Regions from separate parts of the Mus musculus genome. Here region 1 is linked to region 2. A link is a loop called in an ENCODE intact Hi-C map of the cell type or tissue named here. Cell type or tissue: heart. All regions are shown on one strand. Links, peaks and the distances in the headings refer to the core of each region. The heading gives the core; the rest is flanking DNA. Region 1 holds the start of Wbp4 (WW domain binding protein 4). Region 2 overlaps Elf1 (E74-like factor 1).

Region 1 (8,306 bases), core at 1-8,000, 54 kb before region 2:
TCATAATGGCAAAAAATAGAAAATAACTAGTTTAATATAAACTGATCTTGGATCAAATGATGCTGGTGGTCTAAGCAGACTATTGCACTCTCCCACCAGGTGTTCTCTGGTTCTTAAAACAAGCAAGGATGACCACATCAGCGGGAAGACATACACAGTACTCTCCTGACTAACCCAGGGAATACAGGTTAGTGTAAAAAGGACTTGAGACACGATGCCTTTTAAAAAGAAAGACGTCACAGCTGGGCAGTGGCATATACCTGTAACCCCAAAAACCCCAGCACTGTGAACACTGGTCAAGTTCCAGGCCACCTGAAGCTATTTGCTTAAGTGTCTCAAAACAAAAAGAGAATAACAAAAGTGCCCTATCTCCCCAAACTAAAACAACCACCACCAAACAAATAAAAGCCACAGCAACACCACCACCCACATTAAATGTCAAAACTGGTTAAGCCTCTAGAATTTCATTGCTCTGTTTTTCTAAGAGAAATAAAAATTATCCTTAAAGCTTGGCATTAGTTGGGCAGTGGTGGAGCGCTGTTTTAATCTTTTAAGCACTCAGGAAGCAGAGGCAGGCAGATCTCTGAGTTAGAGGCCACCTTAGTCTACAGAGGTAGTTCCAGGATAGCCAGGGCTACACAGAGAAACCCTGTCTCAAAAAGCCAAAGCAGGTAAAAGACTTTGTTTTTAAAATATTAAGAAAAATAGATACTTAAAAATTCCTTGTTTGGGCAGGTAAGATGGCTTAGTGGGTAAAGGTGCTTACCACCAAACCTGACCACCAGATTCAACCCCCAGGACCCACATGATAGAAGAACAGACTCCTGAAGTTGTCCTCTGCTATTCGCATACCAGAGAACATCCACAACAACAACAACAACAGCAACAACACACAGACACACACTTTAAAAAATTCCTCACATTGTGCAAAATGATGTAGTAAAACAAAGTGACTGTTTGTAGCAACAATCTTGTAGTTTATCTACTGGAGACTGGGTAAGTGAACTGCGTGCACTCCCACAGGCTTTTATTGAACAGAAAGGCAGCACACAGTTCCCTATGTACTGACATGGGAGACACCTTCAGGATACACTGTTCAGTTAAAAAAACCTCTGTACCCTGTGAACAAGATGGAATAAAATACATACACACAGAAACAATGAAAGGATGGACCTGAGCAAAGGGGGAGGTGACTTCTGAAGAGTAACATAATTAGATGGCTGGGGACAGGGATGGCTGACTGAGCACTGGGGCCTACATAAATATCCAGAAGTTCTCACAAATTATAGATGTCTGGTGGAAAGAAATAAGAAGTACCCTAAAAGTCCTGTCAATCAAACCCTGTATGATGTATTAATGGAGCTATTCTAATATACTCCTCAGAGTACCTCTTTAAAGCTAGAGTTTGTAAGGCAAACAGTTGTCTCTATTGTTCCTATACCGAGTTACTTACAGCTGATTATACCACACAAAGAATACTGTATTAAAGCACCATTCAAAATTAAATAGTTTTCACTAATAAATTACTAGATATGTAGGGAGATGCACACAGACCTCTAGAAAGATAATTTATTTTCATAACTCATTAAAGTTATTTTATTGCATAGGTACCTCCTGGGATATTTTTTTCAATTTATGTGGTTTTAAAATCTCATGGCAGTTTTGGTAGGGATTAGCCTAAGCCAAATAAAATATGCACAATCTTTAGCACCTACTAGCAAAGCCAAAGGGAAGAGCAAAACTCCTCTCAAAGCCTAAGATGATTTAGTAGTGTGTAATGGCAGACTGTAGCACAAAATATGGCATCATTCCGTGGTGTACAATAGTTCTGCCAAGTAATACGTTATGTATATGCAAGACACTATAGGGTTTGCTTTTTCAAGACAGGATCTCTCTGCGTAGATCTGGCTGTCCTTGAACTCACTCTGTAGAACAAGCGGCCCTTGAGCTCGGAGATCTGCTTAATAGCCTCTGGATACTGGGATTAAAGATGGGAACCACCTCTGCCCTTGCTGACCCTGTAGTTTTTCAAAACGTATTTTCTGGGTCTACGCCCCTGTGAGTGTGTAAGGACATGAGCATAGCCGCTAATGGAGGTCAGAAGAGGCTGTCGGACACCCTGAAACTGGAGTTACAGGTAGTGTCGAACTGCCATGTGGGTACTGGGAACTGAACCTCAACCCTCTGCAAGAGCAGGAGTTGTTACTGACTGTGAAGCCATCTCTCCAGTCCCCATAGCCCACAGCTTTTGATACAGTAGCTTGTCTGATTGTAGAATGTCTAAGAGGGAAGAAAGCCAGCTGACGTCTTACTTTATGCTTTAAAAGTTGGATCTAAGTGGTGGTGCACACCTTTAATCCCAGCACTCCGCGAGGTCAGCCTGGTCTACAATAGCCTGAGTTTCAGGACAGCCAGGGCTATACAGAGAAACCCTGTCTTGAAAAACAAAAAAACAAACAAACAAACAAAAAGTTGGATCTAGGAGTCTAGCCATGGTACACACCTTTTTTGCCAGCACTTGGGAAGCAAAGCCAAGTAGATCTCTGTGGGCTGCGGGCTAGCCTGGTCTACAGAGTGAGTTGCTGTCTGGAAACCCTGTCTTGAAAAATCACCGCCCCCAACCCCCTTGCAAAAATAGTGGGCTCAAGGCTTTCAGCATAAGGTATATTACAGCTGCTCCCTTTGTATCTCACCAGGGAATAATGCTGTTCTCCTTCCTGTGGAGAACAGGAAAAACTACAATATTCCTTTTTAAGGGGCAGGTATTCCATAAACAAGATTATCCCACTCACTGTCCATTTCCTCAAAGTCCCCAGAAATAATTTGGCCTTAAAATCAAAGTCAGATTGATGAAAAGGAGAAGGCTATAGCTTTCATAAGAGGAATCAAACAAAAGAAACCTTTTTAGGTTTTGAAGAATAAAGAGCACTATACACGAAAGTGGCTTATACACACTAAAGTCAAAAAAACAACACATCACGTGAATATTTTAATAAAAATTTCATACAGGCCTATTGTCTGCTATCCAGCACTTGCAGTAATCACAGAATTTCTTTGGTTGTGACTTCCAGTAGTCGGCCCTGAAAAGATAAAAACAACTCTAAGCTTATCCAAAAATTGAAAGGAATTTTTACAGTTGTTAAAAAATGGGATATAAGGCTGTTTTCGGACTTCTGTCTTAGCAAAGCAGTTGTATTATTTATGTAAAGCTAAAGTCCGTGGAAAACTGCTCTCCGGTGAAGGTAAATCACACTGCACCGAGATGAAGAAGTCTCAAAGTATTTCTCTTTCCCGTGCCCTTCTAGCTAATTCATTCGTTCTGGGGACGCGAGGCTGGGAAAAGCCCCTGGACGTCTGAGGCCGCAGCGCCACCCCGGCCCCGGGCCCGGGCCCCGGCGGGCGGGCGGGGGCGGCACCCGAGTCCCCGGCTCCTGCCTAGAGGGCGGCCGCGTCTCCGAGAGAACCGGCCCCGCAGGTCGGGCGGCCCCGGGCGAGCGGAGGGGCGGGAGGAGGCCACTCGCGGGCGCCTGGCGGCGCAAGCCCGACCCGACCCGACCCGACTCACATGACGGCGGCAGCTCCGCGGGCAGCCCGCGATCCCGCTCACTGATGTCCGCCGGTGGCTCAAGCCAGGACCTCTCGGTCTCGGCGTCCCCCCCGGGTACGGCGTTTCCACGGGTGGACTACGGCGGCCGCGACGGCCCAACCCGCGCGCGCGGTTGTCACCGCCTCTTCCCCTCCCCCACGGGGCGGTACTCGCGGCGCCTGAGAGGTGGGGTCGGTATAAAGGGGTTGAGGTCACCCAGAAGGGACGAAAGCGCGACGGGACCGGAGCCGCGGGCCCCGAGCGTCCGACCCAGGCTCCATCCCGCGGTCCTCACGCCTCCCGGGATCCAGAACCTCCACTCCCGAGCTGGCTCGCAGCCGAGAGGCTCGATCGCCTCCCCCCAGCCCCGGCCGCACGCCGCCGTTCCCACAGCCGGCGCCGCCCTCGGCTTTGCCGGCTTGCCCGCCCGCTCTGTGACCGGGGAGCAGCCCGGGACCTGACGGCTGAGAAAGAAAGGCGCAGCCGCCCGTTCCGGGAGCGCACGGGGCGCCCGGCTTCGGCTCAGAACTTTCCAGGGGCGCGCACCGGCCCCGCTCCTCCCCCCCGCCACGCCCGCGCGCTCCGCCGGGCTCGTGCCCGCGCGTGGGGCAGCGGCCGCGGGGGCGGCTTCGGCGGCGCGAGTTGCAGCAGAGTGGCTGAGTGGTAGCGGCGCTGACGCTAGTCAGGTGGGTCACAGCAGTGCTTGTAGCAGCACTTCCCATATGGTCTAGCGGTTAGGATTCCTGGTTTTCACCCAGGCGGCCCGGGTTCGACTCCCGGTATGGGAACAGTGTCACTTTTTGCTCTAGTTGAGTTTACTTGCTTAGTGGCTCTGGCTGACTTCTGCAGCCGTGTTCGGGGTGAGTTTGGGAGCAGGCAGTGTAGTTGCTCCCGTGGATGGGAGCTTGGCTCTCGGAGGCCGGAGGAGCGCGGCGGCCGCTCTCGGGCCCGCTGCGAGAGGAGTTTCGCTTTCCCCGCGGCTGTACCCCGCCCTCAGCCCGTACTTTTCCAGGCGCTCGGGAGGTGATGATTAACTTGGGCCTCGCCTTATCTCCCCCCGCCCGGGTGCCCCCTCGGCCCACACCCTGCTCCGCCGCCCCCTTCCTACTCGGCGGGCCGGGGCGTGCCCGCTGCGCTCCAGTTACTGTCAACAGCGGCTGGAGACCACCCCGCTGCTCCCTATCGCCAGACCCCCGCCGATCCCTTGTCGCCGGCTGGGCTCTAGGACCCCCGCCGCGTGCACCCGAGCCCGGTCCACCGCTCCCCCCCCCCCCCAGCAACCCTCGCCTCAAGGCTTTTGCAGAATGTCTCTTATTTTCCTTCTAACTCCCCTTTCCTCTTCAAACACACGGCAAACTGCGGAGAAGAAAAATACCACTGGGATGAGATGTCTTGAAAGAACAGAGCCGGCTTTCCCGGAGGCTGTTTGGAGCGTCACTGATTTAAAAAAAAAAAAAAATCATGGGATGGAGGTGGAGCTTGGAAGACAGAAAATTAGCCCGGAGACTGGGGAGGGGATGTTACAACAAAGTTGCACTGTACTTTTAAATATAGAAGCCCTGTGTTTATTACAAAGAAGCGGCCCAGCTGTGTCAGCAGCCTGAGCGCCGTACACGAAACAAAAGCGTTATCATAAATGCAAGTTGAAATTAGAAAATTGGGGCAGCTGTAATGTTTAGTCTGTTGGGCCTTTGGGCACAAATAAGGAAAAACTGACTCCGGCGGATGAGTTTCTGGTCAAAACCATTACTGAGCAGAAGTTTTGGTTGTTTGTGTGTTCCCAACAATATTTTATAGCCTTAACTGGCACAGCTGAGTTTGAAAATAGCTGTTAATGTGATCTATGCGATTAGGGATTAATGAGCCTTTCCTCGTAAAAATTAAACCTAGAAAACTCCTTTAGCGAATATTTAAAACATTAACACAAGTCCTTATGCATGTCAGGTTCCCCACCCCCCACCTCCAGATGTTTTGAGGTGCCTGCTGAACAGCAGGCGCTTTAGGTAGGTGGGTAGTGGCTGGATAGAATCCCTTTGGCCTCCAGTCCTTAGCTATGGGATCGTGCGAAGGTCTTTGACCTGAGTGTAGTGGTGTCTTCTAGCTTTAGAGCCGTAAGCGTGTCACCATCATTATATTACTACGATAGTTTCTCCGTGTGGCTCGAGATAGCCTAGAACTCACTAGGAGCCGGAGCTGCTGAGGTTTATGGTCCTCCTGCTTCTGCCTCTCAGCAGTGGGCCTGAGGGTAAGGTGAGTCTGTTCAGACCTCATCTCAGTCTCACGTACCCCAGGGTAGCCTCAAAGTCTCTGCGGTGATGAAGATCTCCTTTGCTCTTGCACCTCCTGCCTCTTCAGTGCTCAGGTCACAGGCTTATGGCACCAGACTCGATTTTTTTTTTTAAGTTAATTACAATTCCTTATGTTTATGAATGTTTGCCTTCCTGTGTGCCACCTGTGTGCCTGGTGCCCAGGGAGGTCAGAACAGGCCAGATCCTGGAAATTGGAGCAATGGGTGGTTGTGGGCCTCCCTATTTGGGTGCTGGGGAATCAAGCCTTCATTTCCGCAGGAGCAACAAATGCTTCGAACCTCTCGAGCAGCCGCCTAGGTTCTCCAGAGCAGCACATTCTCCACAGAGTGTAGATAGGTTAGAACCAGGCACTTTGTTCTAGATTTGGAAGAAAGGACTCCTATCCCTGCTTTGTTTAATTTTTGCAAGTATTTGACCGGTGCTGAATAAAGCCTGTGTTATCATAGATGGAAGAGTAAGTGATCGCCGGTGGGCATACTGCATGTTTGGGGTGAGTTTAGGACAGTGGTACGGTGAGAGCATTCCTCCCCAAGATGTCCTCTGTCTAGCTCTGGGCCAGGTGGGGAACAGGCAGGCAGGGTCCGAGTTACACACAATTGTTCCTAGAGGTGGGGTGGAGATTTGGCTCAGGGAAGGGCAAGAATAGAGAGTGTTTGCCCTGCACCTTGAAGAACTGGTTGGATTTCTCCCAGTGGGGAATGTAAATCATAAAACCTGAGGTGGATGAGACTGGGACCCGGAGACTAGCAGGAAGTAGGGGTCGGTAGGCATGCGGTGCCTGGGGGGAGCTGGTGGCAGAGCAAGAAGAGAGGCAGGAATTTCAAACTTTGCAAGTTTGAGGAGGTTACACATTCTTTTAATCAAGGGTCGACCTTTTATATCAGGAGAGTTCTGCAAACATTTTTGACTCTTTGTTCTGTGTTGTTCTTGTTATTGTGAGACTGATTCTTACTATCATAGCCCAGGTTAGCAGATGTGTTCTGCCACACCCAGCTTCGTCTCTGAAAAGCTTGAGTGTGGCCGTGGTGTGTGAAACAAGAAATCTTACTTCAAAAGACTCAGACAGTAGAGGAAAACGCAGACTGTTGCGTGCCTGTAGCTTTTATGTTTAGGTGTTGAATATTTTCAAATCAATAGAATGGAAAAGCGATTAATTAGACTTTATAAGGATGAAGACTGGGTTTTTGTTGTTGTTGTTTTTGGAGACAGGGTTTCTCTGTAAAGCCACGGCTGTCCTGGAACTCACTTTGTAGACCACTTTGTAGACCAGCCTGGCCTCGAACTCAGAAACCCGCCTGCCTCTGCCTCCCAAGTGCTGGGATTAAAGGCATGGGCCATCATGCCCAGTGAAGTCTGGGTTTAAATTATGGGAGTGAATTGCAGGTGTCCTTTGCAAGACCTTAATAATTCCTGAATAGCTGGGAAATAATATTTGATAAATATCTGAAGATTCTTTTGTTGGGTTGCTGGTGTCTAAGGTGCTCTGTCTAGACCACAAATAGCTAGCTGTACCAACTGAGTGCTAATTCACCCAGGCCATGTGGTGATAGTTGCTACTGTCAGGTGCAGCCAGGAGAGGTGTGAAAGCTCCATGGAAAGGGAGGAGTAGGAGACAAGGTGAGTTAGGCCAAATCCAGAGCCGTTCCGCTGCCCCAAGGCCTCTGCTTCCCCATTTCAACTGCCTGTCTGGCCATCACTGCCCCTCAGCCACCGTTGGCCTTGTGGCTGACTCTTGAGTGTGCCTCGGGGTTTTATTAACACTTGTTCTTCTGCCTCCACCTCCCCTCATCTCAGGCCTGCCTGCCTTTCTCAGAAAGGCCTTTCTGGACACATTAGCCAGTCTCTCTCTTTTTAGTTACTTTCTGGTTAATTTACCTTGCTTGTTCATTCATGTTTTCTTTCCTTGCTTGCTTTTGGCTGCAATTAACCTGTTCACCTTTTTTTATATTAAAAAGAATATTCTCTCTTGTCCCTCTCATAACCCCTCCATCCCTCTGTTGAGAAGCTAACTTGTAGGACTCAGTTTTCTCTCTCTACCACTCGGACCCCTGGGATACGACTCCGGTTGTCAGCCTTGGCACCGGTACTTTTGCCTACTGAGCCATTTCACTGGCCCTTCTCCAAATTTTGAAAAAGATTCCTTTATGTGTATGAGCATCTTGTCACAGGGATGCGTGGGTACCAAGAGGGTGCTGGGTGTCACAGAGGTAGAGGAGGTTGTTCAATTCCTTAGGACTGGAGTCACCACTGGGAGCTAAGAACTGAACCTGGGTCCCTTTAAGAACAGCAAATGCTCTTAGCCACTGAAGCATCCCTACATGCGGCCCCCGCCCTCTCCCCCCCCCGCCCCCCCCGCCCCCCCCCCCCGTTTCTTTTCTTTCATCAGGGTAGTGTGAGGATAAGTACATGTG
Region 2 (8,329 bases), core at 144-8,143:
AAGAAATATTAATATTAATCCCAAGTGCTGCAATTAAAGGAGTGAGTGTGCCCCCACCATCTGGCTAAAAAAATCTTGATGTATTAAGTATTTTATTTAGGATAAGGTTCTGAAAGGGAGGGAATATTTGAGGGAAAGGAAATGGGATTCGATATTTTTATGGAGTGTTATATTTGTCTTCGTATTGCTGAAAACTGACAAATGCAGTATAAAATTAATAAATACCAGTTTTAATGTAAAATCTTAATGGATATCTCATATTTTTGTATCTGAAATGGTTCTCAAATCCTATATTTTATGCTTTATATTCAAAGAGGGATTAATTTTTGCAAGTTTCAATTAATTTTTTTATATTTGAAATACTTTATAATAAGTTATGCAAGACAATTTGAATTGAGTTGTTATAGCCATTAGAATGAAACAATGTTTTGTGTTTAAAATTGATAAAGTCACTGTGTTTGGGACAGGGTCCTAACTGAACTCTGTTAAGTGAAGTTTTTGAAAAATATTTATTTTCTATGAATGGGTGTTTTGCCTGCATGAGGATATCATGTTTCCTGGTACTGGAGTTACAGATGGTTGTAAGCCACCATGTGGGTGCTGAGAATTGATCCTAGTTCCTTTACAAAAGCAGCAATGCTCTTAATCACTGAGCTATCTCTCTAGCCTCAGAAGTAAAGTTTCAAAGATTTATACAACTGGACTTATCGAAAGGATACCAAAATGCAAAACACTGGAGTCAGCTTAGATTTTGTGGCTAATGGGCTCTGGTAAAAGGCTCTCAGTGACTGTAGAGATGAGGCTTAAGAAATAATTGGAACCTAAGGAGCACCTGTTGCATGTTTTGCCCATTATATTCAGAGCTATAATTAAGCTAATGCTTATTGAGTTCAGTTTCTGTACCAGGCTTTCAGCACACACATTTGGCTTTCTCTCTAAGCAGAGGTGCAGACTGAAGCTGGCATCTTTCTAGGCAGGTGCTCTGCGGCTGACCTGCAGTCCCAGTCCCAGGCACACATATCTCACGGATGCTTTGCCCAGCTCTAGACTTTGTCGTCATTTATTGTGCTCATGAACAGAAGGAGAGCACTAGAGTATATGTAGAGTATACGTGTATGGAAGCCTAACTCAGGGCCGCACCGCAGAGGCGGAGCCCAAGTGGTCTGAGGTTAGAGTTCAGCAGAAATGTTTTGTTTTAGGACTTAACCTCAATGTGAAGATTGGTGGTGAGAACTTAGGAATCTTAATTCTAAGCATTTCTGTGCTATAGTTCCCCAAAGGAAAAGGGCCTGAGAGATAGTCTGGGAATTGTTTGGATGCCCAGAACTGGGTTACTTCTCTAAAATGTGTCCATAAGGTGCCAGCATGTGACTGGTAGAGGAAGAGCTTTCTCCTTCTTTCTCCTTGTTACTTCATAGTGTTGTGGAAACACGTGTTTGAGAACTGTTGTAGCAGCTATCTTCCTGAGTATATGGCTCATTAATGGGTACATTTAAATAGGTTTGGTATTATTGTTTGTTTGACTGTTTTAGGCCAGGGCTGGTTATATAGCCCAGGCTGGCCCCAAATTCCTGCCTGCAATTTCAGGCTTGTGCCATCATGTCTATTATTAAACAAGCTTAAAATCTGTGAGGCTTTTAGGTTGACTTAGGGTAGATCAGATGCTTTGTTTTCTGACTTGACAGCCATGTCTTTTTGTGTATAGGGAAGATCATGATCTGTTTGGACATTTTAGACAGACGGACTCAGAGCTTCTTGAGATGAACTTGACTGACGTGTACTGACTGGATTCGGGGGTGGGGAACCCTAGAAAGTGGAGTTCCCCCTTAAATTTGACATAAACATTTACTTAAGTCTGTATTTGAAACTGTGTAATAGCACAAAGGTCTAGGTAGATTTAAAAGCAAGTCTATGTGTTTTATAGTGATTAAGTTTTGATTTAAGAGATGAGATGGTAATGTTAGCTGTGCTGTGCTAATACATCATGATGTCTGGGCACCTCTGCTAACTTAATGAACAATTGAATCACTGCTGTAAGTATCAGTCTTGTCTGTTACTAAATAAAATTAATACAGCAGAGCCGTGCTATTCCAGTATCCTTGACATGCAAAAAAGGGACCTCTGCTTTAAGAATCAGAAAGTGTTTTTGTTTTTTGTTTTCCCGTCAAGAACCACACTAGAACCACAGAATACCAAAACAGGAGAGAGGATGGCTAGGAAGAAGGCACAGAGGGTCAGAGGCCTAATGAAACCAAAGAAAATGCTTCTCTTATGGTTTGGTTTGGTGAACTCCCGATACATGAGAACTGAAACTGTGTCAGAGCTCAGTTATCTTTTCCTACCCATGCAGCTGGGTGAGGGTGATTTGGGGCAGCCATTTTGGGTTATTTTTACAGGTTCTCAGTCATGGGGTATGAGGTGAGGCTGTCTTCATTGCTTGTCATTACTTTTGAAGGTGCCAAAGGGCAGTGGGGAAAGCACAGTAGCACTCTGGAGATGCTGCTAAGAAAAAGGAGCTTTGTAACTTTAGACAGCTCACTCCTCACACAGGTTTTCTGTCTGTAAGAAAGCCAGGTCTTAGTGCACCCTTGAACCTAACCTTTTACAGAAAAACCCCTGTGGCGAACATTCCTCAATTCCATTGTATTTCCTTGCTCTGGTGTTTGAAGATGATAGTAATTTCCTCTTTATCAAAATTACTTCACTGCTAAACAAAGAATGTATGTAGCAATAGCTTGAATATTCAGTGGTAGATGTTAAAAATGTTATTTGTCATTAACATAAACCTTCTTATCACTAGCATGGGCACCAGGTTTGGTGGGCACAGAAGAAATTAGAGGCTCTGGTTCTTTCCAGGAGAGGTTTGCCCTACTGATTTCTGATTCCTACATACTGGCTTTCAGACAACGGTCACTGAAACATTTATTCAGTTGAATTAAGTGGGCAGCACTTTAAAACACGGTGTGATTAGTGCTAAGTTGGTAGGATAGGCAGGAAGTGCTGTGATTTTGAAGGGAACCAATCCTTATGGGTTTAGACATGAAGTTGGAAGACTTTATGAAGGAACTTGGAAGGCAGAGGGAAGAGGATCAGGAGTTCAAAGTTACTCTTGGCTACATAGTCAGTCTGAGGCGATCTGGCCTACCTGAGTCCCTTTCAAGGAGAAAAAAAAAGTGACTTAAACATTGACAAGTGGGAAGATAAGATTGAGAGGTGGGAGGGGACATTCCAGGAACAGGAATAATAGGAAAAAAGAAGGGAGACAAAAACAAAGATGTGGTGGTCAGGGGAACGGCGGCATTAGGCAGGGCTACATAGAGGAATGGGGCTATGTCACAATGTAAGGGTAAAAGTAAGGGATGTTTATGCCAGGTCAAGTATACATCTGTGTTGATACATCTGAGCTCAATTAACACAAACATACATTTATACATATTTGTCCTCTCTAGGCTTGAAACAATGACCAGACTGTTTAAAGTACTTTGTTGTTGTTGTTGTTGTTGTTGTTGTTTTCAAGACAGGGTTTTTCTGTGTAGCCCTGGCTGTCCTGGAACTCACTCTGTAGACCAGGTTGGCCTCGAACTCAGAAATTTGCCTGCCTCTGCCTCCCAAGTGCTAGAATTAAAGGCGTGCGCCACCATGCCTGGCTTAAAGTACTTTCTTAGTGTTATACTTAAGTCTCTGTTAAAAGGGTTAGGCTGGGTCAGAATTGAGCAGCACTGGCCTGAAACTGAGTTTTGTGAGTAAAAATCTGACTTGAATTCCTAACCCTTATTTAATTTTGATTTCCAGTTATGGGAGTTACAGTGATCTATGTTGCTCTCTAAAACCTGGGATATACGGGGAACTGGCCTGACTAAAGTAGTATACCTGACCTGGCTAGCCCTTGCTAATTAGATGAAGTTTTCCAGGAAACTGACTCACCGTGGCTCTGCATTCCCAAACTTGTGTCTTTACAATTATTAGCATTAGTCACCATCCTTTACTTCAAGTCGTCATCTCTTTGAAATATTTATACTAATATTATAAAAGATGTTTCAAACAACTCGATTTTTAAAAACATGACTATTTTAAAATCGTAACTTTTCATATCACATTTATGTCCATAAACATTTAATGTTTCATACAATTGTAGTAAACACCTATATTAATTTTGTTAGTGGTAGCATTACTTTTTAAAAAACACTAGTGTACAAACGTGTTTGGCAGTCCTTTTCAGAGCATGCTGAGGTTGTTTTGGCTCCTAGGTTGCATTTCTGTTTTCTCCTATTGTGAAGTTCGGCCCTTTGCATGGTCTAGCTTGCCGTGACGTGGTCAAGTGCAGTTTCCTTCCTGTCGCTTGTGTTAGCGATAAGGCTACATTTCAGTACTTTCAAAAGGAAGGCCCCGAAGACAGGCTTGGTCTAGCGGTTTTTTCTCACCCCGGGCTCTTTCAGCGACAGAAAAGTAGGCTCTAATTTCAGCTCACTCTTAAAAGCTCATCAAACAGCATTTGCAACCTTTAACTGTCTTCATTTAGGTATATATGATGGGGGTGGTGCTTGCATGTTGCTGTTAAGGACGAATGAGTCTTGTTATGAGATTTAGAGAGAGTGGTGGTTCCTGTGCGTGTAGGTGATCAGCTGGGTCAGTGAGAAGAATGAAATTGTTTGTATATGCTCTGCTGGGATTTAAAATTTCCTAATTATTACTGGAACATCCCCCCCCCCATACTTGAACTCAAGTACACCTCGGGGAAGAAAGAAAAAATAATGAGGGAGATATGTTATCTTAGGAATGAGGTCTTCAAAGAAAGTGTCTTGAAAACCAAACCACTGTGTGTACCAGCAATGCTGATTTTCCTTAAGTATAACAGTGACATTGGATATGTGCTGTGTCAGTTGTTACATTTTAGCCAGGGGATTGCCTTTTTACCACTAACCTAAGCCTTTGTTTTTCAGGGACAAGAAGACCTAGTGAATGATTTCAGAAAACGTGCCTGTTTTCTTAGAATGTCAATGCAGCAAGCAGGTCTGAAGGACTCCTTTCACCGAAGAGCGTCTTGTCTGCAGTAACTTCACAGACCTGCCTGAGAGGCTCTTCCCAAACTCCACTGCACCCTACCTGCTGCTCCAGACTGGAAGCTGCTTAGGCCTTTTCTCATGTGGATCTAAGGGGAATGCTTTACTATGGCTGCTGTTGTCCAACAGAACGACCTAGTGTTTGAATTTGCAAGTAACGGCATGGAGGACGAGCAGCAGGTGAGCCAGAAAGGCCAGCTTTAGTCCACTTCTTAGGAGTTGTCATCCGCGTCGGGGTGTTTGCTTTAGGACATAGTACAACATTCTAAAATAAAAACTGAGAAATTAAGTATTTGGTAGTAATGTCATTTCATATTTTAAGTACCAATTAATTCACTACTTGTAAATGTTACTGTTTGTTTTGATGTGGTAACAAGGAAGTAGTATTTGGGACTCACCTTGGTTTTCTGTAAAATTAGACCAAATAGTAACTATCCTTAGTAATATTTCTTTAATGATTTTAAACAGTTCTAAAGAACATAACTGATGTCCATAATTAATCTTTTAATTATGAGCTGTTTTTTTCTAGGATATTAAACAGTTTTGGCCACCTCACAACCACACTTTTCAGTTCAAAGACTATGAGCTCCCAAGGAAATGTTCTGACTCTTGCAGAGCTTGGTTTGTCATCTGTAGGGGACTTGAACCTAGGACTTACTAGTCACCTTTCATTGAATATGTATGTGATGTGTTGCTTACTGCCTTCACATAAGTAAGGTCCCAAGAGATGCTGAGGTAAAGGGTTTAACCCTAACTGTGAGCCTCTGATCCTCCCACAGTGTGAAAGGGCTACACTTCATAATTAAGACAGGCAGTGCAGGGATGTGAGCCGTGGTGTGGGAATTGGTATGTCGAGAGAGGTCCTTTGCTAAGAGGCTTTTAGGAAGCAGTGGTTTAAAGTGTGCTGAAGAGTGCGATTTACAGACTGAAATAAGCTTGCTCCCCAAATCTTAAGTAGATCAGTTCTGATGTCTGCTTTATTCCAGAAACAGTTACTACAAATAATAAAATTGATTCCCAGTTATGGCAGGACATTGTGGCTTCATAGCTGTTTGTATTGTGTACTGAAATGATACAACATAGAGTTTATAAGTATTCCTACAAAAGGGGAGAATTTGGGACTAACTATCCTTAAAATCAAGGTGAAATCCAAGGGAAAAACCGAACACCTGAAAGCATATTAATATTGATTGGAATTGAATCTAGAGACAACAGAGGAGATAGTGTGAGGAGAGGGAGTGTTTTTGAGTTATTTTGAGACAGGATGTTTGTGCACACACTAAAGCTTGAAAAGGAGTATGCTGCCTACCTGCTTTCTAGATAAAAGGTCCCGTGACAGGTCCCAGGCTAACTGTGGTGAGCTGTGCTGTGGCACAGAGACAGTGGCAGCAGAGGACAGAGCACTGATCTGTCACCAGCATGCTCTAGTGTGCTGGTTCTCACACTCTGACCACGAGAAGTGCGTTATACATTCCAGTTCCGAGTTCTCACGTGGTATAAGACTGAAAGGTGTTCTGCATAACTGCCTGTACACTTACTACTATGTTGGATGTACTTAATTTAGGGTTTTTTTTTTCCTTTTATGTCTTTGGGAAGGGTGCTAGTAGTTTGACTCACCTCTGCTTGCTCTGATATTTATTTAGTTGTTGTTGTGTTTACTTTTTTTTTTTTTTTTTCCTGAGACAGGGTCTCTCTGTGGAGTTCTGGCTTGCCTAGAACTCCCTATGGAGACCAGGCTGACCTCAAATTCAGAGATCTGCCTGCTTCTGCCTCCCAAGTGCTGGGATTGAAGGCATTCATTTCCCACATGCCTGGCCCACTTTCTAGGTTTTTGAGATGTGATCTCATATAGATGAAGACAGCTTTGAGCTCCTGGTTTCCTGGCTCCCACTTCCTGAATGCTGGGCCTTCAGATGTGGGTCCCACACTTACCAACTGCTCTTTTCCTTTCTCTTTTGTCCTGTTCTTGTTTCTTTCCTTTGCCCTTTTTTATTTTTCTTCCTTGATACACTTAAATACTTTATATGTTAACCTATGAAATAAATGCTGATAGCTTTATTTTTTGATGAGGAAACAGAGACATAAAGTAGTTAATAGTTTGCTCCCAGCTGTCTAGCCAGTAATTATAACGCATGCAGTTTGACTTTCAGTAATATATACTTGCGGGCTGCTCTAGCTGGGTTCAGGGGCATCCATTGCTCGTATTATCAAATTATTTAAACTGTGGCTCTGCCTCCTTATATGATTTTGTTTTCAGTTTTATTCATTACTTCTGAGATGAGACCTTATCATGTAGCCATGCTCGCCTTGGGTGTAAGAGTCTCCTGCATTCATCCTCTGAGGGCAGGGATTAGGATTGTTCGCTTGTGACGCCATAACTGGCCTAGTTTAATTTGTAGTTTTACATAAAAGTAGTGACCTGCCAGCTTAAAATCACATGCTACAAAAGTGCATAAAGTATGTCAGATGTGGCAGCTTCTATCTAATTCTACCACTCAGATGGCTGAGGCAGGAGGATCAGGAGGAGTTTAGTACCAGCCACTGTTACAAAATGGGTTTGATACCAGCTTGCGACTCTTATCTCTAAAAAAAAAAATAAAAGTGTGTAAAATGGTGTGTGTAGGTTCTGCAGTAGTTGTTTTTCTATATTTGAGTGGAACATTATTTACCCTACTAGTCTGTAACTATGACCATTCCCAGTGTCTTGCTGAGTTGTGGCAGTGAGAAATCCTGTTTGGGAATGCCATACCCTCTGGAGTGGCAGAGATGGTTAGGAACTGAGATACTGAAATCGGAATGCATGGCTTGATAACTAGCTCTGTTGCTTAGCTTACTACTGCGATCCTTGCAAATTACTTAATCCTCTGTGCACTGGTTTCCTCATCTGCATGGCAAAAATAAAAACCAGAGGAGCTAAGCTGTAGGACTGGTGTGAGGGCTGAGTAAGTTGCTGCTTACAGAGCTCTGAGAACCACTCCCAGGGCAGAGCTTATGTTGACCAACCACCATCTTGTCAGGGCACCTGTTTCCATACAGCATGGCTCTCTTCCCAGCTGTGAAGGTCATCTGAAAAATCACTAAACTGGGATCGTTGCATTTGCTCTTTTTTTTTATTAGATATTTTCTTCATTTACATTTCAAATGCTATTCTGAAAGTCCCCTATACCCTCCCCTGTATTTGCTTTTAATCCCAGCACTCAAGAGGAGGAGACAGAGCCGGGCGTGGTGGCGCACGCCTTTAATCCCAGCACTCGGGAGGCAGAGGCAGG

Evidence for each region. A loop is a pair of places that touch in the nucleus more often than their neighbours do. Peaks named below come from ENCODE experiments on the same cell type or tissue, not always from the same donor. Only the 100,000 strongest peaks of a DNase experiment are listed, where the experiment ranks them.
Region 1: a loop joins it to region 2, with 3 times the contacts of the local background. A loop is called at or near these places in 5 of 42 quality-filtered maps.

Annotation. Positions count from the first base shown.
Region 1 is chr14:79,477,366-79,485,671 of GRCm38, forward strand. Wbp4 (WW domain binding protein 4) reads right to left here and starts at 3,903. Exons shown (of 10, transcript NM_018765.3): 1 at 3,566-3,903; 2 at 3,008-3,080. The coding sequence starts at 3,567. Elf1 (E74-like factor 1) reads left to right here and starts at 3,829. Exons shown (of 9, transcript NM_007920.4): 1 at 3,829-4,272. n-TEttc4 (a tRNA gene) reads left to right here and starts at 4,303; the gene lies at 4,303-4,374. In heart, for the core only: CTCF peaks have their summits at 3,441 and 3,640; DNase peaks (open chromatin) are centred at 3,716, 4,206, 5,056 and 5,866; H3K4me3 peaks cover 4,325 bases; H3K27ac peaks cover 4,174 bases.
Region 2 is chr14:79,531,183-79,539,511 of GRCm38, forward strand. Elf1 (E74-like factor 1) reads left to right here. Exons shown (of 9, transcript NM_007920.4): 2 at 4,941-5,240. The coding sequence starts at 5,169. Among named protein-coding and RNA genes, the nearest start is that of Sugt1, 52 kb to the right of the region's middle. In heart, for the core only: no CTCF peak of the experiment used is centred there; a DNase peak (open chromatin) is centred at 4,319; H3K4me3 peaks cover 329 bases; H3K27ac peaks cover 2,236 bases.